Regions from separate parts of the Mus musculus genome. Here all the other regions are linked to region 2. Evidence: chromatin loops called from intact Hi-C (ENCODE). Cell type or tissue: left cerebral cortex. All regions are shown on one strand. Each heading gives the region's core, and the rest is flanking DNA. Links, peaks and the distances in the headings are about the cores only.

What was found. Peaks named below come from ENCODE experiments on the same cell type or tissue, not always from the same donor. Only the 100,000 strongest peaks of a DNase experiment are listed, where the experiment ranks them.
Region 1: a loop joins it to region 2, with 3 times the contacts of the local background. A loop is called at or near these places in 9 of 42 quality-filtered maps.
Region 3: a loop joins it to region 2, with 8 times the contacts of the local background. A loop is called at or near these places in 9 of 42 quality-filtered maps.

The regions. Positions count from the first base shown.
Region 1 is chr11:81,609,088-81,616,728 of GRCm38, reverse strand. It overlaps a transcript of Asic2 not described here. Among named protein-coding and RNA genes, the nearest start is that of Gm11418, 26 kb to the right of the region's middle. In left cerebral cortex, for the core only: a CTCF peak has its summit at 3,261 (motif pointing right); DNase peaks (open chromatin) are centred at 3,284, 4,095 and 4,322; H3K4me3 peaks cover 1,268 bases; H3K27ac peaks cover 400 bases.
Region 2 is chr11:81,370,666-81,378,306 of GRCm38, reverse strand. It overlaps a transcript of Asic2 not described here. Among named protein-coding and RNA genes, the nearest start is that of Gm42084, 110 kb to the right of the region's middle. In left cerebral cortex, for the core only: a CTCF peak has its summit at 3,272 (motif pointing left); a DNase peak (open chromatin) is centred at 3,260.
Region 3 is chr11:80,901,930-80,909,570 of GRCm38, reverse strand. All of the region lies in intron 3 of Asic2 (acid-sensing (proton-gated) ion channel 2), which reads left to right. It overlaps Gm51909 (a long non-coding RNA gene), which reads right to left. Exons shown (of 3, transcript XR_003949743.1): 1 at 1-7,641. Among named protein-coding and RNA genes, the nearest start is that of Gm51909, 7.9 kb to the right of the region's middle. In left cerebral cortex, for the core only: a CTCF peak has its summit at 2,938 (motif pointing left); a DNase peak (open chromatin) is centred at 2,916; H3K27ac peaks cover 30 bases.

The DNA of each region.
Region 1 (7,641 bases), core at 1,993-4,492, 240 kb before region 2:
GGAGCTGAGCCTTGAAGGGCAGGACAGGTGTGCCAGAGGGACACAGAGGGTCCTTGTGGTGGGCAAGGCTGCTCCCCTGTGCCCCGGAGCAGATTGGGGAGGGGCCTGAACCATTTGTTTGGGAACACCTGTTTCAATATTGTTATGCAAATATGTGATGGTCAGCTCATTAGTCAGGGAGATCTGTTTTCCACACCCCCCACGTTCTGTCCCGCCCCCTCCCTGTCCGTCCGTCCCCCCAATCTCACCTAGCACAGTCATTTCAATTCACAGGTCTAAGCACACCCTCTCCCACTGAGGCCAGACAAGGCAGCCCAGCTAGGGGAAGGGGATCCAATGGCAGGAAACTGAGTCAGACACAGCCCAGACTCCAGTTGTTAGAGGACCCACATAGAGACCAAGCTGTACATCTGTTACTAATGGGTAGGGGTCCTAGACCCAGCCCAAACACAGAACCCAGAGTTTTAAAAGTCCAGTGCAGGAGAGAGGAGAGAGGAGAGAGGAGAGAGAGAGAGAGAGAGAGGGAGAGAGAGAGAGAGAGACAGAGAGAGAGAGAGAGAGACAGAGACAGACAGAGAGACAGAGAGAGACAGAGACAGAGAGAGACAGAGACAGAGAGACAGAGAGAGAGAGAGAGACAGAAAGACAGAGAGAGACAGAGAGACAGAGAGACAGAGAGACAGAGAGAGAGAGAGAGAGAGAGAGAGTGTTACCTGAACTCAGGAGACACAGAAATGGATGTATTTCTGAAATTCTCCAAACAGCTAAGCTTGGCCTACTTAGAAAGTTTCAAGTCAGTAAGGGGGCAAGGGAGTGGTTGTGGCTTCAAAAAGGAGATATTGAGTTCAGGTGTGTGACACAGATCCATCCCGGGACCATGTGCCTGGGGACATTTTCCTAGGTTGCTAATTCTAAAGGTGTGAGCGTGGCCACTTGGTAGTTATAAAGGACATGGCTGAGCTGCTCTTACAGTCTGAGTACTGGATACTCTCATCACGTGTAGGTCTGGTGTTTGCATAGATCCACAGCTGCCCTGAACCAGGGGAGAGCCAGGTTGGCACCAAATAGGTCAGCAATGGCCAAGCAAAGAACTCTGGAGAGTCACCGGTGGCCCTGACACCTCATCCTATCACTCCACTGGAAGGTTGCAGTCTGGAGGAATTGTGAACAAACCTGCCATTATTGCGACCGTTGTACTTACAGACATACATTTTCAGTGCAGTCAGCAGTGTTGATGGTTTGAGGCCTGTTTGAATTTTTAACATTTTGATAGGATAGAGATGGCTATTTGCCAAGTTCATGCCCCAGACCCCTGCAATCAAGTAACAGATTGTAGGAAACCGAGGTCTCGCAAGGTTTGAAGTCCTGGATGTTTAGCTCTATTTGGCCAGGTGGGCATGCTTGAGAGAGAGAGATGGTTGTTTGGGGCAATAAGAGTTTGTCTGGCTGAATATGAAGTTGTTTAACTGTCTTCTGTGTGGCTGAGCCCTCTTACAGTTCCATTGGCAGTGAGCATGATCCTGGTTCTTCTGGAACTAGATACTGTCTGTTCGGGATGTGGGTATCTTGGTAGGTACATGGCAGCATAATGTTCTAACCTGCAGCTCTTTTGTGTGTGTGATAGGGATATCTTGTCATTTCCTTACTTGTGTCTGTACAGTTCCAGGACACAGACATTACTCAGTGATGGGAAAGGAGGCTCCATTGTGTGGCACAGTATCCAGGAGCCTTCTAGGTGTGCATTATCAACATTTAGCCTTTTTCCAACTGGATCATTCACCGGACACTATTTAAGAGTTCTTTGTAAATTGCTGGGTTCAGGACCTGTTATAAAAAGATGTCCCTCTGGTGTGTGGCTTGGGTTTTCATTCTTTTAACTGCCCCCATGCCACCACCCCCACTTCTTATTTTGTTAGTTAAGATAAGTTTGGAGAGTGCAAAGTAAAAGAGGAGGAGGAGGAGGGGGAAGGGGAGGGGGAGGAGGGGGAGGAGGAGGAAGATAAAGAAGGGGGCTGGAGAGATGCCTCAGCAGTTAAGAGCACTGCTCTTCCAGAGGTCTTGAGTTCAATTCCCGGCAACCACATGGTGGCTCACAACCATCTGTAATAGGATCCAGTGCCCTCTTCTGGTGTGTGTCTGAAGACAGCTATAGTGTACGTCTATACATAAAATAAATAAATCTAAAAGGAGGAGGGAGAGGAGGAGGAGTAAAAGTCCTAAGAACCAGGGCAGCTTATAAACTGGATTCACTTTCAATTCCTGAAAGATCGGAATGTGAGGGAAATGAAACTGTCAGACAATCTTAATCAAGGTTCTATTAAAAGGGCCACCTCTCAGGGAGGCTCCAACTGGGTCTGCAGCCTCTATGGGACTGCACATCTACCTTGATCCTCATGGTGACCTCCCAGATGGAGGTTGTTCCTCTCTCCCCTCCTCCTACCTCCATCCACTCTGCTGTCTTGGGGTTTAATGGGCCGGTGTGGAGGGTTGAAAGGACAGTGTTAACAAGAGTCAAATCAAAAGGATATTCACCTAACTGTGTGTCTGCCTCTCTTCCTGGTTCCCCATTCTATTATTCCCATGCTGTGTGGGGGCCCAGCATTCGCTGAACATCTGGCCTCCCCCTCAGGAGGCTCAGGGTGTCCTTTTCCTCGCTGCAGTCAGTTCATGCTGGGCGTGCCCCACCCTCGGCAGGTGTAAGGTTTCTACTGGGTAGATCAAGCCAGCCTTGAACCCCAGCTCTTCCTGCATGAACTTCCTAAGTGCTGGGAATGCAGGGACATGCCAACCTTGCTCGACTGAGTGTGGTTGTTTCTGATTTATACCCCCTGCCCCAAGTCATTCGACTCAGGGAAAAACGCAAAACAAAAGCAAGATTTTAATCCAAGAGACAAGAGAAAAATGAAACTAAAACATGATACAAAGCTGAAGAACGGGAAAGATGGAAGAGAAAAGAATGGAAAAGCACAGTGTGTTTATGTATATAGTTCATGAACTCTTTAGAAGACTCAGGTTCCCCGGGGTCGGGGCGGGGGACGGAGGGGGGGGGGCAGAATCCAATCAAAAATATGTTACTTTCTCCGACTTCAAGCTCAGAATCACTAAAAAGTGGCAAACTGGTGATGTGATTCCAAACCTTTCCCTATCTTATCTTTTCAGAAGCTGCAGCAATTGCCTTTTCTTCTAGAATGTCGTCCCATTGTTTAAAAAGGAACTTCAAATTAGAATGATCTTCCCTGGGCAATTCCTGAAACAGCCACTAGATGGCAGAATGAGACCACAAAGATGCTGTGTCAGATTGGCTGCTGATCTGCATGCAGCCCGGGGAGCCGCGAGCTAGCAAGCCATCTCCTGCAGGCATCTGATTAATAATGGGGCTGTAATTATCTTTACACAATCCCGATTGCAGCTCCCGTTGTAGCCTAGCTGTTAAATTAAACTGCACAAATAAATATGCCTTGCGACTCAGCCTCCCCAGCACTGCCCACCCTGGGTGGCTTCCAGGCATATTAACATATCAAAACACAAACAGAACCCCTCCCCACTCCCTTCATTTTCATAACAAAAGGGGCCCCCTTTCATCTCCCCAGCAACCGGGTCTGTATTTAAATAGCTCTGTGAAGGCCGATAACGTTATTACTTTATTTCCCTAGTCTAGCCCTGGGATATCTGCTTCTTCGGGAAGATGGATGGATGGATTTTATTAGGAAGATGAAACACCCACGGACCCAAGCGGCCTGAAGCTTGGTGCAGAAGAGAGCCTGTAAAAGCCTCACCTAAAGGAATACTCAGAAATAACTAGGGATCCTAATTGGTCTGAGGCAGCGCTTTCCGGCTTAGTGGTCTAGGGTCAAAGGAATGAAAATGCAAACGAAATTGGGTTAGGGCCATAGGTTCCGGATGGTGGCATTATAAACTGTAGAGCCCTGGGCATGAAGACACATAGGGGTTAGAACTTCCTAGAAAGCACTTCACCCCAGCTGCAGGGCTGCTGACTTCCCCCCAAGTAACGGGAGATGTCTAGAGATCCTGCCTCCAGCCAGGGACAACTCAGGCGTGGGAGGGAGCTACACAGATGATGCAGATCCTGATTTGACTCCCAGTGTTAGAGAAGCTTGTACAATCCAAGGACTTGGCAGTACAAAGGCCTGTTTGGGGCGGCGGAAGCTAAGTCCTGAGGTTAACTCCTGCAGCAGGCACTCCTGTTAGGCCCCCAGTAGGTAGAGGAGAAGGGAGGCTTTACTCCCGAAGAGACTCCCTTCCATCATCCTAGGAGCTCCTCCTCTGCTCCCGACTACACATCGTTTGTGCTCCGTGGAATGAATGGGTGTCTGTTTCCGCACTCAGTGGAGGGGTGGGACTAAGCAAAGATGGAGAGGCTGAGGGAGGCGGGGCCGGGAGATCTGATAGTACATCTTAAGAAAGGAGAGAGGGATCAGCTAGCTTATCAACAGTCTGGTTCCCCAGGGTGAAGACAGGTAGATAGACTCGGGATAAACAGCATGGCTCTTCTGCGATGTGGTATCCTTGAACGCACGGGTTGATGAAAGCGAAAATGAATGAGTAAACATTCCAAGAAGCAGGGGCAAACTCCAGCCAGCACAGGGCTCTAGATCCCAAGAGCTTTCAGGAGGCGGTCTCCGAAAGGGCGGGGCTTTCTTTGACTGACATAGGTGATAGACATCTCATGAGTTGTGCCATCTCAGAATTGCCTATGTAACAATCATATGCATGAGGTAGTCTGCATGCATCAGCCTTACGGGATTTGTGATGTCCCAAAGGCCAAAGACCATCCTTTCCTTAGTGGCTTTGCACTGGAGAAATCTCTAGAGAACTGAATCCTCTGTTGGGCTTTGGTTTCTAACTGTGGTCGGAATTTTTGTTTGCTTGTTGGGAAGGGTTTTTCACAGTCCAAGGGACTATCTGGAGCAGTGAGGAAATGGTCTTCTTTGTTGACATTAGACCCTGGAGTGATTTTCCTATGACTTACACGGCCGTACCTCACTTGAAGAGGGCGCAGTAAGACAGAGCCATGATCATGAGAAGACCCCAGGAGAAAGGATAACCCCCTCCTCATATAGCTATAGATTTCCAGAGGAAATCCCAAAATCTCTCTCTGTCAGATCACAGTCATGAAAGGCTGCTTCGATGTATGCTCACCTGCCCAGGAGGCAGAGGAAGGACAGCCCATCCCCAGATACACTCCTCCTTAGCTGCTATAAGCCTCCTCCCTGAGTATCGCCCGCTACCTGGCGGGCTTCCCTTACAAGATAGAGTGGAGATGGGCTCAGGGGATTGTTGTCACAAGGGACTTCAGTTCCTTCCCTTGGTGGTTCATGCATTTATGCATTCCACAAAAATTAATTAAAAGTCTATTGTGTACAGACTATTACACTAATCACTTAAGAAGCCCGCAAAAGAAGACAGGGGCATAATGAAGCCTGTGTTTATCATCTTGAGTCCTGGAGTTGAACGTCAGCTCAGAAAGCAGGAGGCGCTTCCACTTCCCATTTGGCCCTAATGGGAGGGGAAGAGCGCACCACCGGCCTTGCCCAGTGTCTCAGCTCCTGGATGGGGAAGGGCTGTTTCGTGATTTGGCGTCCATGTTTCCAGTTTCATTTCATTGTCAAGAAGCCTTGCACCAAACTGCTCCCGGCTCCCACAGGCTCATGCTCCCTACAGTCCTGAGAGCATCAGCTACAGCATCTGCTCTTACACAGGCTCAACCCAAGCCAAGGATTGCCAGGAACTAGCCAGGAATTCAGGAGCAGGAGAGGGAGAGAATCCCAGCCAGATAGGGCCAGCTCTTCTGAGCTCTGCTCCAGGAGGTGGCTGTGTTAATGGGAGGAGCCCAGAGTGAACTTGAGGGAAGCTTCAGGAAAGATGCTTGGAGACCATGGGAACCCAAAATAGAGAACACTAGCAGGGCAGGGCACCGAAGGAACTACCCAAGGAGCCTGGCTGTCGGAAGAGCAGCCTCTGCCGTTAGGCTGAGCCTGATTTGTTTGCCGTCCAGGTGTTGGGGCTCAGAGGGTCACTTAGCCTTCCCGCACCTCCCCTCTCTGACCTCTAGAATGGGGGTAACAGCAGTTCCTCCTGCTTGAGACCACTCATGTCCTAAACTCATAAAGCCTCCTTGCAGAGGGCACTCAGTGACCACTGGCTGGTCTCTCTGATTTAAAGCAAAGTGGCTTGAAGATATGAGAAAGGTGTCTGAGGACTAGGTTGAGGCTGGGCATACACAACAGAGGCAAGCTGGCACTGGGGACCACAGAACAGTGTCCTGAGGACTCTGCAGCCAGGGGATTGGGCTGTCTCTAACTACAGTCTGGGCTGAGAAAAGTCAAGTTTTCTATTTAGTTACTAATCTATAACGGAGTTCTACTCAGTATTTGAAGAGTGGTATTGAGGCCTCCAACTACTACCGTCTATTTCTTTGAACAGTTTGGTCAGATTTTGCTTCATGACTTTCAGTGATCTGTTGTTAAGTAGATATATCTTCATAGCTGTTAGAAATGTCTGATAGAATGACCATTTTGCCAGCATAAAATATTTTTGCAATGACAACAGCTTTTGTTTTAAATTCAATTCTGTCTGATATCCATATAGCCAATCTAGTTTCTCATGCCTGCTGTTTGCATAATAGATGCTTTCCTACTTGTTTGCTTTCTACATAGTTGCATGTTTAAGGCTAAAATGTGTCTTTGGCAAACAGCATACAGATGGATTCTCTTATTTAGTCTGACAATCTCTGCCTCCTGATTATATTTTCTAAAACATTTACATTTAGTGTTATTATTCATGACATTAGCTTTACATCTGCCATTTGTCTATACATCTATGCAGTTTTCTATTCTTTCGTGAGTCCTTTATGCCTCATTTTATACTAAGTGGGACTGTTTAGTGTAACATTTTATTGCTTTGATTTCTTTGACTGTAGTTTCTGGCTTACTTTCTTAGTGATTGCTCTAGGGCTTGTCATATGCATGCTAGCCTTTCAGATTAACTCAAACGTCATTTTAGTGAAATACAGACTTAATGCTCACAGAGGACTCTATTTCCTCTGCAGCTTCTTTTATGTTGTTATTGTCTTTATGTCTAAGTATATTGCAAACCCAGCAGTTCACTGTAATAATTCCTACTTTTTGATATTTTATAGCTACTTTAAAAGCTGAGAAAAAAAGGAGGAAGGCATCTTTAAATAACCTGATTATCTCTACTTTCTTATTTGTCATTTCTGTTTTTCTTCCTGTCCCTTTTCTTCATGTTCCTATGGCTTCATGTTATCACCGGGCATCCTCTGTCCACTCTAGAGCAATGTCCCTCCCACCAAACTTATGTATGTTAGTGCCAAATGTTGTGTATCGATATTACAGATTCATTACAACTGTATACATATTGGTTTCTACATTGCTTTTGAACTGATTAAGAGATGAAACATGCATTTATTTCATAGTAGAATAGCTTTATTTCATACATACACACACAAACACATTTACATCAGTTATCTTTGGGTTTTGTTTCTATTTTCTTATAGATTTGAACTTTCATCTAACTTTAGTTGTAACATAAAACATTACCCTGAATATTGTTTAAATATACTATAGGTATATATGTATACCATATGTACATATTGTACTA
Region 2 (7,641 bases), core at 1,773-4,272:
TCTCAATTCCATCGTGCCCATCTGGAGAGAACTCATTCTGTCATCTCCAATCAAACAGACCAGACTTCCACTCCTCATTCACAGTGTGCAGGCACACGACCTTGGGCAAAGTTGTGAAATCTCTCCAAGGTGACATGTGCTCTTTCGAGACAGAAATAATAACGCTCACCCTGAAGCTGTGCTGGGGGGATTAACAGTAGGACTCCCCATATCACACATATCTCTGTAAGAAACCAAACAACCCTGTTTCAATGCATTAGTAAGAGGGTGGAGTTGCTGGAGGAAGGACTAAGCAAGAGTGGCCAGAAGCTCAAAGACTGAGCCCAGGATGGCCCTAGGGAGTCTGAGCAATGCCTGATGTATCTGATCCCACAGAGACATTGACTGCAGAGACCAGCATTGGCGGAGGACACGCAAAGCTAGTGCAGAAGTAGAGAGGTGTGAACTTTAAGCTGAAAGGAGCTGTCAAAGATCGAGGAGGATCCATGGGAGGATTTCACTGATGGAGAGGCAGGTGAGCCAGTATGGTGGCTCATGTCTTTAATCCCATCTCTCTGGAGGCAAAGGCAGAGGCAGGTGAATCTCCGCAGCCTTGGCCAACCTGGTCTATGGAACAGGTTCCAGGACAGCTAGCGTTATACGGAGAAATCCCGATTCCAAAAACAAAACAAGAGGAAGGGTCAGGACTCCAGGCTCATCTGAGCATTTGAATCAAGGGGCTGCTGAGTTTCCTGGGATTCTCCCTGGTGGGTGGGATTTGTAGATACAGAATTTTTCATGACAGTGGGATTATCTTTGTTAGGGTTTTACTGCTGTGAACAGACACCATTACCAAGGCCACTCTTATAAGGACAACATTTAATTGGGGCTGGCTTACAGGTTCAGAGGTTCGGTCCATTATCATCAAGGTGAGAGCATGGCAGCGCCCAGGCAGGCATGGCGCTGGAGGAGCTGAGAGTTCTGCATCTTCATCTGAAGGCCCCTGGGAGAAAACTGTCTCCTGTGTGGTTAGGAGGAGGGTCTCATTGCCCACACCCACAGTGACACACTTCACATCTACTCCAACAAAGGCCACACCTCTTAATAGTGCCATTCCCTGGACCAAGAATATTCTAACTACCACAGGGATCTTCTCTGTAAGTCATTTAGAGCATGGACACTGAATAATAATGCGGCCATCTGCTGTAGGCAAAGGGAGAGCCTCAAGTCCCAAGAAGAGTGTGTGCAGAGAGCTCCTACCCACTTGGCAAACTTCACACAGAGGGGCTGAGTGGCTCTGAGATTACTTACAGTACATAGGCTTAGCTTCCTGCTTGTGCTTTTGCATAGCAAGGGGCACATGCCAGGGGTCAAGTACACACGAGGCTGCTTCAGCCCTCCAAACAGCTTACCCCAGAAGGTCCATCACAGTCACTTCATGAGAAAAAAAAATCTAAGAGAAGTTTTAAATCACAGAAGCAGCAAGTCCAGAGCTGACATTGCTCCCAAAGCTGGCTTCAAAACTCCAGATCTTTAAAGGGAGAAAGTATACGAAAAGACAAGACTCAGGTCCAAAGATGGAGCTCCCTGGTACTTCCTGCTGCCTTCTTACAGGTCACCTCCCTTGCTGCCTGGTTTGACTCTTCCCTGGGATCTCTCACGTTGGGTTGGGGAGGCAGAAACTCCTCTGGCCTTTGTCCTGAATAGATCCAGGACTATGGGCCTGCAGCATTTAGGACCTTAGCCTCAGTTCTCAGTAGCTGTCTTCCTGTCACGTGGCTGGTCCTCACTGTGAGCATCTACCACGAATGGACTTTTCCCCTATGTCTGCTGATGAAGACTTTACAATTTCATTCAACATCTTGTTTAATGAAGCGATGACAATCAAGTCTAGCTTAACAAACCAATGCGTCTATTGGGTTACTCACAGAAATGCATATAGGACCGGTTCTAAAACGCTACCCCAGTGTGGCGGCAACCTTGAAAGCTGCATCCTAGAAGTTGTGAAGGCAACTTAGTTGTCAGAGGCTTCTAGTTCCAAGCAGCTGTCAGTGTGTGTGTGTGTGTGTGTGTGTGTGTGTGTGTGTGTGTGTGACCCCGGGAAGAGGCCTTGCCCATCTTCTAAGTCATGAGAGCTTCCTTGGGCTTGTGAGTTTTATTCTTAGAGCAATAAAGAAGACTACCTTCCTCTCAGAATAGTTGCACATTGCGGTAGGTTACAGCACTTGGAGTTGGGTGACGATGGGAAGGCTGTTATCCTGCCTGGTTGGTTATGACTCCCAAGCTGTGAGACTTGAATGGTCCCTCCCCATTCAAGTCACACATCTCTTCACCTGTGTGATAATGCCAGTGTCCTCTGGTTCTGTCTGTCTGCCCATCTCTGCTGCCCTTCATTGCCGGTCTCCTCTCAGATCCCTGGTCATGTCCACTGGAAGCGGATAACCCTCTAGATATGTAGCTGTTCAAACTTGAAGATGGTGGTGGTCCTTAGCCCCAAGCAAAGGTGGCTATACCGCCCTTGCAGTCACCATGGCTACTGCTTCTCCTGTGCCCTGGAAAACACACTCAGGGTACTTACTCATTGCCAACAAGTTGCTTCAAGAACCAGGACTCATTATCCAGGGGTTCCCTTGCCTCCTGCCTATCCATGCAGAGCACCTATCGCCAGTAATGATGCCCCTAAAAGGGCCAGGATGTGGAGCCCACAGCCCAGGGCCCAGAGCCTTTAGCCCATTTCCCAACCAGGATGCAAAATGTTGCACAACGTCACCAGTCCTATGTATGTGCTCACACTCAGGCTGCTACAGAACCATAAAACTGTGTTGAAGTTATCAACACTGTTTTTTTTTTCCCTCATGAACAATGCTTGCTCGGGAGTCCTTTCCCCACATGGTAACATGGTAAGTGTCAGCTGCCAATATGGAAAACCCAGTGTGCTAACACCAGCATCCTGCCTTGACTCCTCTACTTCAAGATGAAGTTTCTACTCTTCAAAGCTGTCGTCATCCCAGCACTCATGCGTTCCAAAAGGTGGACCAAGAACCATCTAGCAGGGCTCTAGCCCATCTTCTGAAAACTAACCCTAAAATACCCTTTGTAATTTCTCTCTGGATGCAAATCCTAAAAGACAGAGCTTTCTGTTCTCTTGGAACTCCAAAGCAAGAATGCAGGTGGGACCCTGGTACACAGTTATTGTGAAGTAGGTAAGAATTTACACTTTAGAGCCCAGAGTCAACTCTCTTGGGGAGAGGAATCAGCTGGAAAAATGGACTCACTGCTGCCCTCTAGTGGCTAATCACAAAACTGTTCCTCCAGAAAGATGGATGGGCTTCTTGTAAGCTGGGCACATTGGTGCAGCTGGACACATTGTGCAGGTAACCAGGGGACAAGAGTCACATCCAGAGGAAACTCTACAGTATGGTGAACTTAAAGTCACAAAACTCCCTTCTGGTCAAGACTCTAGCTGATTTCAATACTTTCCCACCCCTTCCCCATACTCTAGTTAGGGCTGTGTTTCTTTCTAATAAAAAAGCTCTAATTCATAAGCATGATACGATTCCCCCATGGCCACAGTGCATTTATTTAATGACCTTCCTCTAAATCCAAACAGCCTAAGACTGAGAGGAAGCCACATAATCCAGTTTCTGGTGCAAAGGTGTACTCTGTAGCCAGGCTCCTAATCAAACCCTGGGTGGTGTCAGCCGCAACCAACGAGAATAATTAACGTGAGAATGTTTACTCTGTTTGTTTGTCTGATTCCCGGGCTGTGCTGAACAGTAATGAAAATTGTTTTCTCTGCAAAGCATGACGCTGGTCAGTGTTCACCTGGTGTGTTCCCAGACGTATTGATTAATTGTGGTCCAGAATGTCACAATGACCAAGGGCCAGGCTCTGCTCTTGGGCAGTTGGAGTTTTACTCACCTTGGGTCACCACAACCTGGGTCAGTGGGACTGAGTTGAGGTCAAATTTGACGGATGGTACAGAAAAAAAAAATCCTCAGATGCAGAGACCCAATAAGGTGAGGGTTCCAAGTGAATGATGAGACTCCCATCTTCCCTCCTTAAGGAAAAGACTAAGTCCAGATCTTTCCAAGCCACTGGGCTGTGACAGACTCCCCCATTCCCCCAAACACTCACAATGCTGATGCCAGAGCTCATCTTTCCTCCACACCAGCAAACTGAGCCCTCTTGGACTCAGACTCTAGGCCCCACCCAGATGCATGGACCATGGCTGGAGAGCTGTGCTTTTCCAAAGCTTTCCAATTGGTTTCGAGGTATTCACAGAGCCCACACATACAGAAACAATAACACATCAAGTATCAGAACATAAAAAAAAAGAAGAAAAAACACTCCAGAGGTCCCGGAGCCCCCAGCTATGCTTACAGGGGTGCTCAATGGAAAAACAAAAAACAGAAAAGGAATAAACTGGGGCCTTCCAAGACCTCACAGTCATGAGCACTAGCACCGTTCAAGCAGAGAAACTAAGAGCAGACCCTGGGGCCTCCTTGTATGAATTCAACTTATGAACTGTGTGACCTTAGACAAAACACTTTGCTTCTCTGTTCTTTGGCTTCTTCCACTGTAAAATATGATAATTAAAATGTTGTTACCTTATAAGGCCTCTGTAGATATTACATTAGGTTTGTGTGCAAAAGCATTCAAGAACACCAACGAGGGCCAAGAAGATGATTTTGTAGGTAAAAGTACTTGTAGCACAAGTGCAAAGACCCAAGTTCAAATCCCTTGAATCCACATAAAAGCTGGATAAAGTTGTGTGAGCATCTGAAATCCAAATGTCCCCATGGAGACATAGGAGGTAGAGACAGAAGAATATCCAGAAGCTAGCCAGATGTGGGCAGCAGAACAAGAGTCTCTTCTATCAAACAAGATAGAAGGCAAGGACTAACACCCAAGGTTGTCCTCTGACCACCACATGCCCACGATAGCACACTCGTTCCCATATTCACAGACTCAGATACATACACACATGAATGTGCACACATGCATGCACATGTACACAAAATAACAGTGCACATACATGTTTTACACACACACACACACACACACACACGAACAGTGTAAGCAAGTTGAGGCTCTGGTGCCCACCTGTAATCTTAGCATTCCAGAGGCTGAGGTAGGAGAATCAAGAGTTCAAGGCCAGATAGAGCTACATAGTGAGACCCTGTCTCTCCTCTACAACCACTACCTGGAAAGGAGGCAGCAAGCATCCAATGCATGTTAGCTCCTTCAGTATAATAAAAGTTGTAACATTGTATCTGTTTCACTAAATAAAAGATTTAATTTGGACAATGAACTTGCTGCTGTTTTTAAGTACTCTGATATGTTAGTCCAACCAACTCTTTAGAGACGGGAAGACTGAGGGCTCAGGAAATTAACAACACCTTGCTTAGATGGACTGTAGACAAAAACAGAAATGAAGCACTCTCCATATCAGACTGAGCTTGATGATCACAGACACTACCACTACCCCATCCCCCGCCCCCACACACCCCTCTGCCTCCCTTGGACAGTCGCCTTGTGTTATTAGCAGGATTCCCTTCTCCAGAGGCAGATGCAGGGGTCACCAATCAGTCTCCTCCTCTTCAGAGCCAGCATAACCAGCACCCCCCATCTCTCTTCCATCCCCACTCCCATCCCATGGACCTCACTGCCATAAAATCGAGTTCACACCTCAGAGGTGCTTGAAGGGTCTGGTTAGCTGCAAGGTGTCTGTTTATAAATCGCCACAGAGAGCTCAAGTGTGATGGAGGACTGCTAGCTGAAGCATGAGCCACAATTAGCCCTTCTCGAAGCATCAAAGGGATGCCAGAATGAAACCCACCTCTCACTCTGAGCCTAGTGTCAGTAAAGAGGATGGGGTAACAAGAGCCTAGCTGAGAGATCAGAGTCTCTTCCCAGGGTCCCAGGCCAGCCAGCCTCCAACCTGGGGCAAGACTCCTGTGACGCCCTCCCTGTGGCTTCCTCTCCTATTGCACAGGTTGAATTCTCAGCCCACAGAAAAAGAGATGTTGTATATTTAGCAAGACAGTGGGCTCGGGCTTGGTGGTTTTGCCTTTGCTTTTGGGCTTGACCCCTAAGAAGTAGATTATCTTACCCCAGCCAAGGCTGCAACGCCCCCACCCCATGGCCATCTTGGCTGCAACCTCGCCTCAGAAGAGCCCTGAGCTTAAATCACTGAGCTGTGCTCCCCAGGTTGCTGACCTGCTGAACTTAGGCAGTAATAGATGTTTATTGTTTCAAGCTGCTAAGTTGCAGGGTGATTGATCGAGCTGCAGAGATGACTAATATACATGAGGGAGGGTGTAAGGACAGTGCCCGGAAGCAGGGGAAAGCTGTCTAGAAGGAAGGAGGGCTTCATTTACACGAAGGGAAGCTGAAAAGAAGAGATGTGATAGATGTCCTCAGATCCATTGGCCTCCTGAGCTCTGATGTGAGAAGTCTTTGTCAGAGGATCTGAAGAGGAGAGTCTGGATCCGGCCTCAGGGCAGCCCACTGTCTAGCAAGGATGCTGAGCAACAGGAAATCAAACCCAGTTTAATAAGAAGGACGCTCAGCACCTAGAGCAGTCTGGGAAGGGGGCCAAGCGTGGTGACCTCTGATCGGTCTGTGTGCATGCACTTCTAAATGTCGGAGAGGATGGAAATAAAACTGCGTCCCTTGTGCACCAGCCCACTCCTAATTTAGTCAGTCATCCCGAGCACCAGCCACAGGTTAGCTTTACCTGGAGGTGTTGTTTAACAGTCCCAATGTGTGGATTCCACTCTTAGCTGACGAAATCAGAGTCTTGAGGGATGGCCCGGATACTAGCATCTTTAAAACTCTTTTGGGAGATTGTAATGTATAGTCAGTTTGAGAATCACAGCCATGACGGGAGAACCAAAGACAGCAACACACACACAGACACACACACACATGCACACACGCACACCTGCACTGTTGCTAATAACTTTGACTATTCCCAGTTTCGTAATGCTGAGAGTGCTGGCTCGGTAGAGAAGAGGGCAGAGCCCATCTCAACATGGCTCCACACTCCCATTGGACTCTGCAGGGATTCTGCATGGTAGAGACCAAGGGCAGAGGGCAGTACTGTTTCAGCCTCAGGATTGGTCCTTGGAGAGATGGGTAGTCAAGGTCTGCACGTGAGGTCTAGTGGCCTCTCAGAGTGGGTGCTGAGGATCAGACGGAACCTGAAACAGGAGGTGTGCTTGTACACCAGTGGAGGAAGACACAAGTGGAGCGCTCCTAGCTGATAGACACAGTTATCTTACCATGCTTGTATCTCCAGCTACCTCTGCAAACCCACATGGCATTGTTGTCTACATTTTAGAGATGAGAAAACAGAACTGGATAATGCTTATTAAACTCACAGGCCCTTAGATAATCACAGACCATGGGTTATATTTGACTGCTGGGCTGTGCCTAGTACAGGAGGCTATGGGCACCTTGGTTTACTCAGGGTCTCCTTCTGGAGCCTCCAAAACAACTTGCAGCTGCCATGAGATGATTTAACGATCCCTGGCGGGGCTTGGGAGAATGGGTCTGTTCTGGGTGTCCAAAGAGACTAAGGTCAAGAAATCCCCTTCTCTCCCACACTGTTCCCAATTCAAAGCGATGGAAATAGCTATATGGTAATTCCTCAGT
Region 3 (7,641 bases), core at 1,993-4,492, 470 kb after region 2:
ACAGTATAATCATTTGCGAACACACTTAAATCACTCGGCAGGATGCAATAAAAACATCAAACTCAAAATTACAGCTCAAAAAGCAGGCTCTGATTTCTCCTCCTCCTGGGTGGGCAAGATGGAAGTGTGCACATGTTTTAGAAAGTAGGGGAAGGATTCACAAGGCATGGCTAAAAGCAGGAGAAGCTCAGGTTCTAGAACCTGGGTCTCCTCAATGCACAAGACCCCTTAGTGATAGGACAGAGTTTGAATGCCACATTCAAGGTCACACGAGGAAACCTAACTATAGACTAGTCAAAGACCCAAATGTGGTCCAGTCCTAAGCCTGCCACAGTACAGACCCATGGAGACCAGAGCACTGTATCCTCCCTGCTAACCCTCAGCTTTGCTGTCTAGAGAATGGGAAAGAGAAATGGCACGTGCCTCAAGGTAATAATAATAGGACTTCAGGGGTACGGAAGCCTCTTGAGTGTGAGCACCCCACTTCATTCATCTCTGTAGGCTCTGGGACCTGAAATATTTTGGGGGTGGACGACGCACTTGTCCAGTCAAGATGAACCACTGGCCTGAGGCTCCTGATGAGAAACTGCCTGGACTACACCCTAACCCCCACCTCCTGCATCCTTGAAGAGGCCATGTCACCTTGACTGAGCAACTCCTCCTTGGTGGGAGCTTTGCTGAGGAGCTGAGCACCCCTTTGACTGCATTCTCTAAGAGACATGACAGAGAGGGAATTTCCCCTTTGGCACCTAAGGCAATTTTTCCCCCTGGGGTATGAAGGCTTGCTGCTGGCTCTGAGCCAGGGTCACGCTGGTCTTGTCCTGATCTAGTTCTCCAGACAGAAAGAAGGAAGAAAACCCACTCTAAGCCAAATATTAAAGCAGGCAAGTAGACTGAGAGCAACCCGCCCACTCAGTACCCTGGGCCCTGGCTGGCCCTGCACCCTGATTTACAGACGGCTTTGAAGAAGCTGGATTTTATAAGTAAGGCTCTGAGGGACTGCCATGTTGGCTCAGCAACTCTCTCCTCTCAATCTCAGCCAGTGCATCTCATTGCTGATACAGTCTTGGCAACGTGGTCCAAAACCAAGCAGATAGGGCTGCAGATAGAAGACCCCAGAAGCCAAACAAAATAAGGGTGTGCTACAGTTTACAGTTTACCAATATGTGTTTGTGTATCTGTGTATGCTCATATGTGTGCAGTTATACACTCAAATGCGCCTGTCTGTCCATCTCCACAATCACATGAGAACACACTCAGTTGAGTTTTTTCGTTTGGTTGGTTTTTTTAAGACATGAATCCTAGGGATCAAACCGGCATCTTCATACGTGCAAAGCAAGCCTCAGATTGCATTTCTGAGTCGCTGATAGCAGAGCAAAGCCAGGTGGCCTGTCAGTTCCACTGCCTGTGTCCCATGAGGCCTCCCCTGAGTCAGGGACACAGGATGGTGATAAGGACACCCATGGAGACTATGATTTTGACTTCTTCAACATCCATTATGCATCAGGCACTCTTGGGGATGTTCCATCTTGTTATGCAACCAGGCAGAAAAACCTTAACATCCTGCCTTGAGAACTCCTCTTCAGGAGAGAGCTGCCTTTCCCCTAGGAAAACACCGTGGTGAGGTGAGACTCTGTGAGAGAGGATGTGGCCGCAGGCCAGGACTTTAGAGGAGGATGGCGGTGCCTAGGAATATCCTGATGCTGCTTCTGGAGAAAGTCGGAAGGCACCTGAGCTGCGATCAAGGAGGCAGCAGAAAAGGAGAGGAGACGGGACAAGATGAGGTGAGGTGAAGAGACAAGAGAGCCTGTCCCAGCTCACCCGCACATCTTCCCTGGGTCCCATGATCTTGTGCCAGTGGGCTTTCTGCAGAATTTAACCACCAGCTGCATTTTATACAAGTTCTTTATTATGGTTTGAGTGGGAACTGTCCCCATAGGCTCATGTGTGTTAAAGCTTGGTCTCCAAATGGCGGTGCTGTTTAGGGAAATTATGGACCCTCTGAGACCTTGCTGCTGGACAGAGGCCACTGGGGAGTGTAGCTTGAGGTATAGCTTGGCCCTTCTTCTGGCTTGATTCCTGCCTCCTGCTTAGCATCGTGCAATAATAAGCAGCTTCCTCTAGCTCCTGCCTCTATGAACCAAGCCACTCTACCAGGTCTTCCCTGTCGTCATAGGCTGTCAGCCTCTGAAAGTGTGAGCTAACATAACCCTTCCTCCCTTGTATTCTTTCTACCCAATTCTTTGCTCACAGCAAAGAATACCGTTGTGATGTCAAGCGGACTGGAGAGATATCATCTGAGGGTCACAACTGGGTTACACAGATATGCCCTTATCAAGGTTAATCTTTCGGCATTACTCTGAGGGGTTCAAGATCGGAGCTCATGCTTGCATGACACATCAGAAAGGCCAAGTCGCATGTTCAAGTTCCCCCAACTCAGTAGTTCAACAGTGCCTGAGTCAACTCCTGCTTAGTCTGAACCACAGAGTATACCTCGTAACAAGGCCAGGACTCCACAACATGAGGGGAAGAGATCAGAAGCCAGGCTAGAACAAGACTAAGGGCTTAGCCTTGCCATGGACTCTGGATGTGTTTTCCAGGACCTAGAGGGATACCATTCAAGAGAGCAACATGTCCACTCCCTGAAGCAGAAAGTTAAAAAGTTGATAGAAGGGTTGGGTAGGTGTTGGGTAGCCATCAGGTATGCCAGGTAGGCCTCCCTGTCTCACTCTCCTTTCCTCTCCTCCCAAGCCCAAAGTTCTTCCAGCATCCTCTCAATATCTCCTTCTAACTTGGAGCCTCAGACAGTGGGCTGCAGATACAACAGGGATAGGTCCCGAAAGATGGACCAGGGCCTAAGATACAAGCTTGAGCCACTAAGGACAGCTGGAACTCCAAAAGAGCACATCGGGCTGTAGTGCCACCTGCTGGTAAGTCTCAGACCTTAGGTCTGGGACTGTCTGAACCCTTTAGAGGTTGAAGTACACAGGGATGACACCAGACAGAGGAGGGGGCAGTCATTTCCTTTATATAAACTTCGTTATATAAAATGAAAAGCCTGTGGAAAGACCCTCAAGCAGTGTAGGGCGAGGGAAAGAGAATACAGACCTTCCTTTGATTTGCTCACAAATTTAAGCCAGTTATCACCAGCTCTGTGATACAGGGTTGTCAGGAAATGCAAGGTTCAAGGCTCAATCCTGGTGTTTCTCCTCTCTTCCTGACTGGCTCATCCACCGTCTGTTATAATCATGAACTCTACCATTCGTGATCCTAGCTCTCTAGCTCTCTCTCCTAGAACCTGACCTCAGGATCGAGCGAGTGACCTTCTAACTCACATGTGTGAATAGACGAGAGAGAGAGAGAGAGAGAGAGAGAGAGAGAGAGAGAGGGAGGGAGGGAGGGAGGGAGGGAGGGAGGGAGGGAGGGAGGGAGGGAGAGAGAGAGAGAGCTCCCAGGATCTACTTGTCACACTCCCCTGGTGCTGGAGTTACAGGTACACACAGCCACACTCAGCTTCCTATGTGAGCTTTGCACTCAAGTCCTTATGTTTGCAAAGCAAGCACTAAGCGATCTCCCTAACTCCTAGCCAGAAAGGCAGAGCTTCTCTGGCCCATAAACTCAAATGGTAAAGAGAACCAGAAAAAAAAAGAAAAGAAAAGAAAAGAAAAGAAAAGAAAAGAAAAGAAAAGAAAAGAAAAGAAAAGAAAAGAAAACAGAGTTAAAGCTGGAGATATGGCACGATTGGTAAAGTGCTTGCCCTGCATTATGAAGTCCAGGGTTCGATCCCCAGCACCACCTAAAACGGTGTGTGGTGGTACAAATCCTAGCACTTGGCAAGTGGAGGCAGAAGGATCCGATCCTCAACATCCTCCTTAGCCTCCGTGAGCCTGAGGCCAGCCTGGGATGCCTGAGACCTTGCTGAAAGAAAGGGACGTGGGTGGAGAGTAAGGACGGAGGAACGGATGGGGGACTGTATGTGATGTGAATGAGCATAGCCGTGACCAGGAAGCACCGAATCTATCAAGTCAGATGAGAAGACTTATATCTGGGCTTGAGGGGTGGGAGTGAAGACACCATAGAACACCCGAGGCCACCGCAGCCCATGACACAGTGGAGTTGAGAGCAGGGTTTAGGTCATTCTGCTGTGTCATTCTAGAGTTCCAACTGATGGTCTGAAAAGACTTTAGAGGTTATCTCGTCCGAAGGCACAGCCAATACCTGAATCTCTCTCCTCCAAGCCCAGCCAATGAGGATTCACTCCCAAGAGTATAAGGATAATGTCATTACAATTATACTGGTGGATTAGAAAGCTCTCTTTGTGTTGAGAACAATCCCTCTTTAGGATTAAATAAGGTAGTGCATTTAGCATGCCCGCCACAGTGCCTATAACATCAAGAAATGTTATCTTCATCTCTGCCTCCCTTATGACAACTACTCCTGTGTCTGTCTTTCCCTTGGGATGTCAGAAAACAAACCTAATTCTTCTTCCCTGAGACAGTCCTTCAGATAGCTGAAGACAGTGCTTCAGGGTCCCTTGAGGCTCCACTTGCCTCAGATAAACAAATACTCCAACCCACTTGCAGACACTCATTGGTAAGCGAGAGCCGTTGCTGTGTGCGCTATGGTTGCCCAGCTGCTGCTGTGTGTATGAGGCTTCAGCGATGCTTATGGAGCAAAGGACAAGGCAGCCACAGCAGAGCAGCCAGGCTCTGAATCAAAACCTCTGGGAGGGACAAACATGGAAGCAGCTGGCCTGGACCAAAGTTGAGCTATTGAAAGAGCTCTATCAGGCTACACCACCTGTCACCCATTTTGATGACTCATCTTTTTTCCCCCCTGAGACAGGGTTTCTCTGTGTAGCCCTAGCTGTCCTGGAACTAGCTCTGTAAACCAGGCAGGTCTCAGACTCACAGAGATCCACCTGCCTCTGCCTCTCTGCCTCTACCTCTGCCTCTGCCTCTGCCTCTGCCTCTGCCTCTGCCTCTGCCTCTGCCTCTGCCTCTGCCTCTGCCTCTGCCTCTGCCTCTGCCTCTGCCTCTGCCTCTGCCTCTGCCTCTGCCTCTGCCTCTGCCTCTGCCTCTCTGCCTCTGTCTCCCTGCCTCTGTCTCCCTGCCTCTGTCTCTCTGCCTCTGTCTCTCTGCCTCTGCCTCCCAAATGCTGGGAGGAAAGGTGTGCGCCACCACCACCAGGCATTGATGACATATCTTAGTAGAAGAAAACTAAGTCAAGGGGCTGGGAACGTAGCTTGGGCAGTTAAGTGCTTGCCAGGCAAGCATGAAGATCTGAGTTCAATCCTCAGAACCTACATTTAAAAAAAAAATGCCAGGCTCTGTGGTAGGCTCCTGTAATCCCACTTCCAGTAGATAAAGACAAGACAAGCAAGCCTTAGAGTTTGCTCACTAGCAAGTTTAGGAGAATAATCAAGTCACAGGTCGCAGTGTGAGATCTTATCTCAAAAAACAAGTCAGGTGGTTCCTCAGGAAACCATCTGGTTTCTGCAGGCACTTGTACATATGCAAGTGCACACCCATACATGTAGCCACACACATGAATATTTACACACACCTAATACATACCACAAATATGCACATACACATATACATTCACAAGGAGAGACAGCGAAAGAATTAAAAGACAAAAAAATTCCCCCATTACTATCACAAAATTAACTCACATCATCTTGGATCCCCAGCCTCTGCCAAAGGACTTCATGCATCGCTTCCCAAATCCCATTCGCTGCTTTTAGAAACCGATCTTGAGCAACATGGCTATGTAATGCATCCTAAATTCTGGAATCCTGGCCTTCTGCTTAGAGGTGATCGACCCTCAAATGTTCTCCAATAAGGTCCAGAGGGAAGCAGCGGCCCCTCCAGGAGCACCGGGAAGCTCGTGTAGAAGTGAGGCCTGTTCACAGATGCCGAAGAGGAAGATGGGAAAGAAGGGGAGGAGACCTGGAGGTCCTCCAAGGCCGGCTTCTGGTTCTTTCTATTTGATCCTTTCTAGATACAGGGGTTGTGAGGCAGGGACAAACTTAAGGTTGGCACCGGAAATTCCTGGAACCACCTGCTGGCTCCAGCCCTCACTGAAGCGCGATCCCATACAATGCATTTAACCTTTTTCTGAAACTTTTTTCCCCATAAATAAAATAAAAACAGGAATGCCTGCATCAAGAGAGGCCTGTGAATATTATATTAAATAGGCATCGAGAGTTTAAGTTCCCAGTAGTGCTGAGCAGCTAATAACCATCCAGCCCTCCTGGAAACAGCTCTCACGAAGTCTAGATACAAGATTTTATAGTCGGTGTCTGAGTATGCCACAGAGAAAGCAAAGCAGCCAGCGGCTGGGGAGTGTACAGCCTTGAAGTCACACTTGGTGAAACAGGCACATATTTACCTGACCCGTCTCCCACGTGGACACCTCAAAGTTCTAAAAGAATATTGAGGCTGGAGTTCAATTAGAGACCAGCAAGCATCGAGTTAATGAGCCAGAAACCAGAATTCAGGGTTGCCAAAAAGGCTGGAAACAGGAAGGGAAAGTCTGAAGAAAGGACTTCGAGAGTCAGCCCTAGGTTTTTATGTACGTGTTCCTCAAATCCTAGGCTGAATTTTCAATGTCATGTGAATGAATACAGAGCACAGGAGTGATGGGAAGAAAACAATAGCGGAGAGAGTGGAGCAACCATCGCAGCAGCTGCCACTGCCTGGGAGGAACGAGCCATAAACAACCTGGGCTTCCCACCGAAGCCACAGAAGTGTCATTCTTTGGGAGTTAGCTCATAGCCCAGGACTGTAAGCCAAACTAAAATATATCCACCCTTACTGCCACAAAACCAAAGTGCTTCTCTATAAATTTAACTGCGCCTAGAACCCTGATCCACACTAGAGGAAGATAAGCTATCCTGAGTCTCTAAAGCAATCTACCCACAATGTCTAGTGTGCAAATTACTAGATGACACACAAAGAGAAAACCATGAAAATAATCAGAAACCAACAGATCTACATCTACCCGCAGTGTTAGAAGGCAGTAAGTTTATAATAACATTGAACCTGTTAAGTAATTTTGCTGAAAAGAATGTAAATAATGACAGATTTTGTTTTCTCAGGCAAGATTTGGAAATGTCTTTAAAGAAACCAAATGGATATTTTAGAACTGATAAATGAAGTGTCTGGCACATATACCTTGTTGTGTGGGATCAATAGAAGGTTTGACACACAACAGGGAAAGGACCATCACACTCAGAGACAGTTGAGAGAAGTGATTCAAGTGGTAGGAGTTCAGAATAGGGCTCAGAAAGTGTGTCACATGCAAACATAAAAGCCATGAGTTTGAATCTCCAGCATCCATGTAAAAATCCAGGATAGCAATGCAAACTTGAAATCTCAGTGTTGGGGAGATAGAGACTGGTAGATCCCTGAAGTTCACTGAATAGCCAGCCTACTCTAACCTCTGAGCTTCAAGTCCTGTGAGAGACTCTGTTTTTAAAACTAAGGGGAAGAGTAATTGAGAGAGACAGCCACTGACAACCTCTGGCTGCCACATGCGCACACAAACAAACACTTGCACACCCATAGCCATGCCCCCCACACACACACACACACCAGAAATTGTTCAAGTGAAATACAAAAAAAAAAAAACTGATTA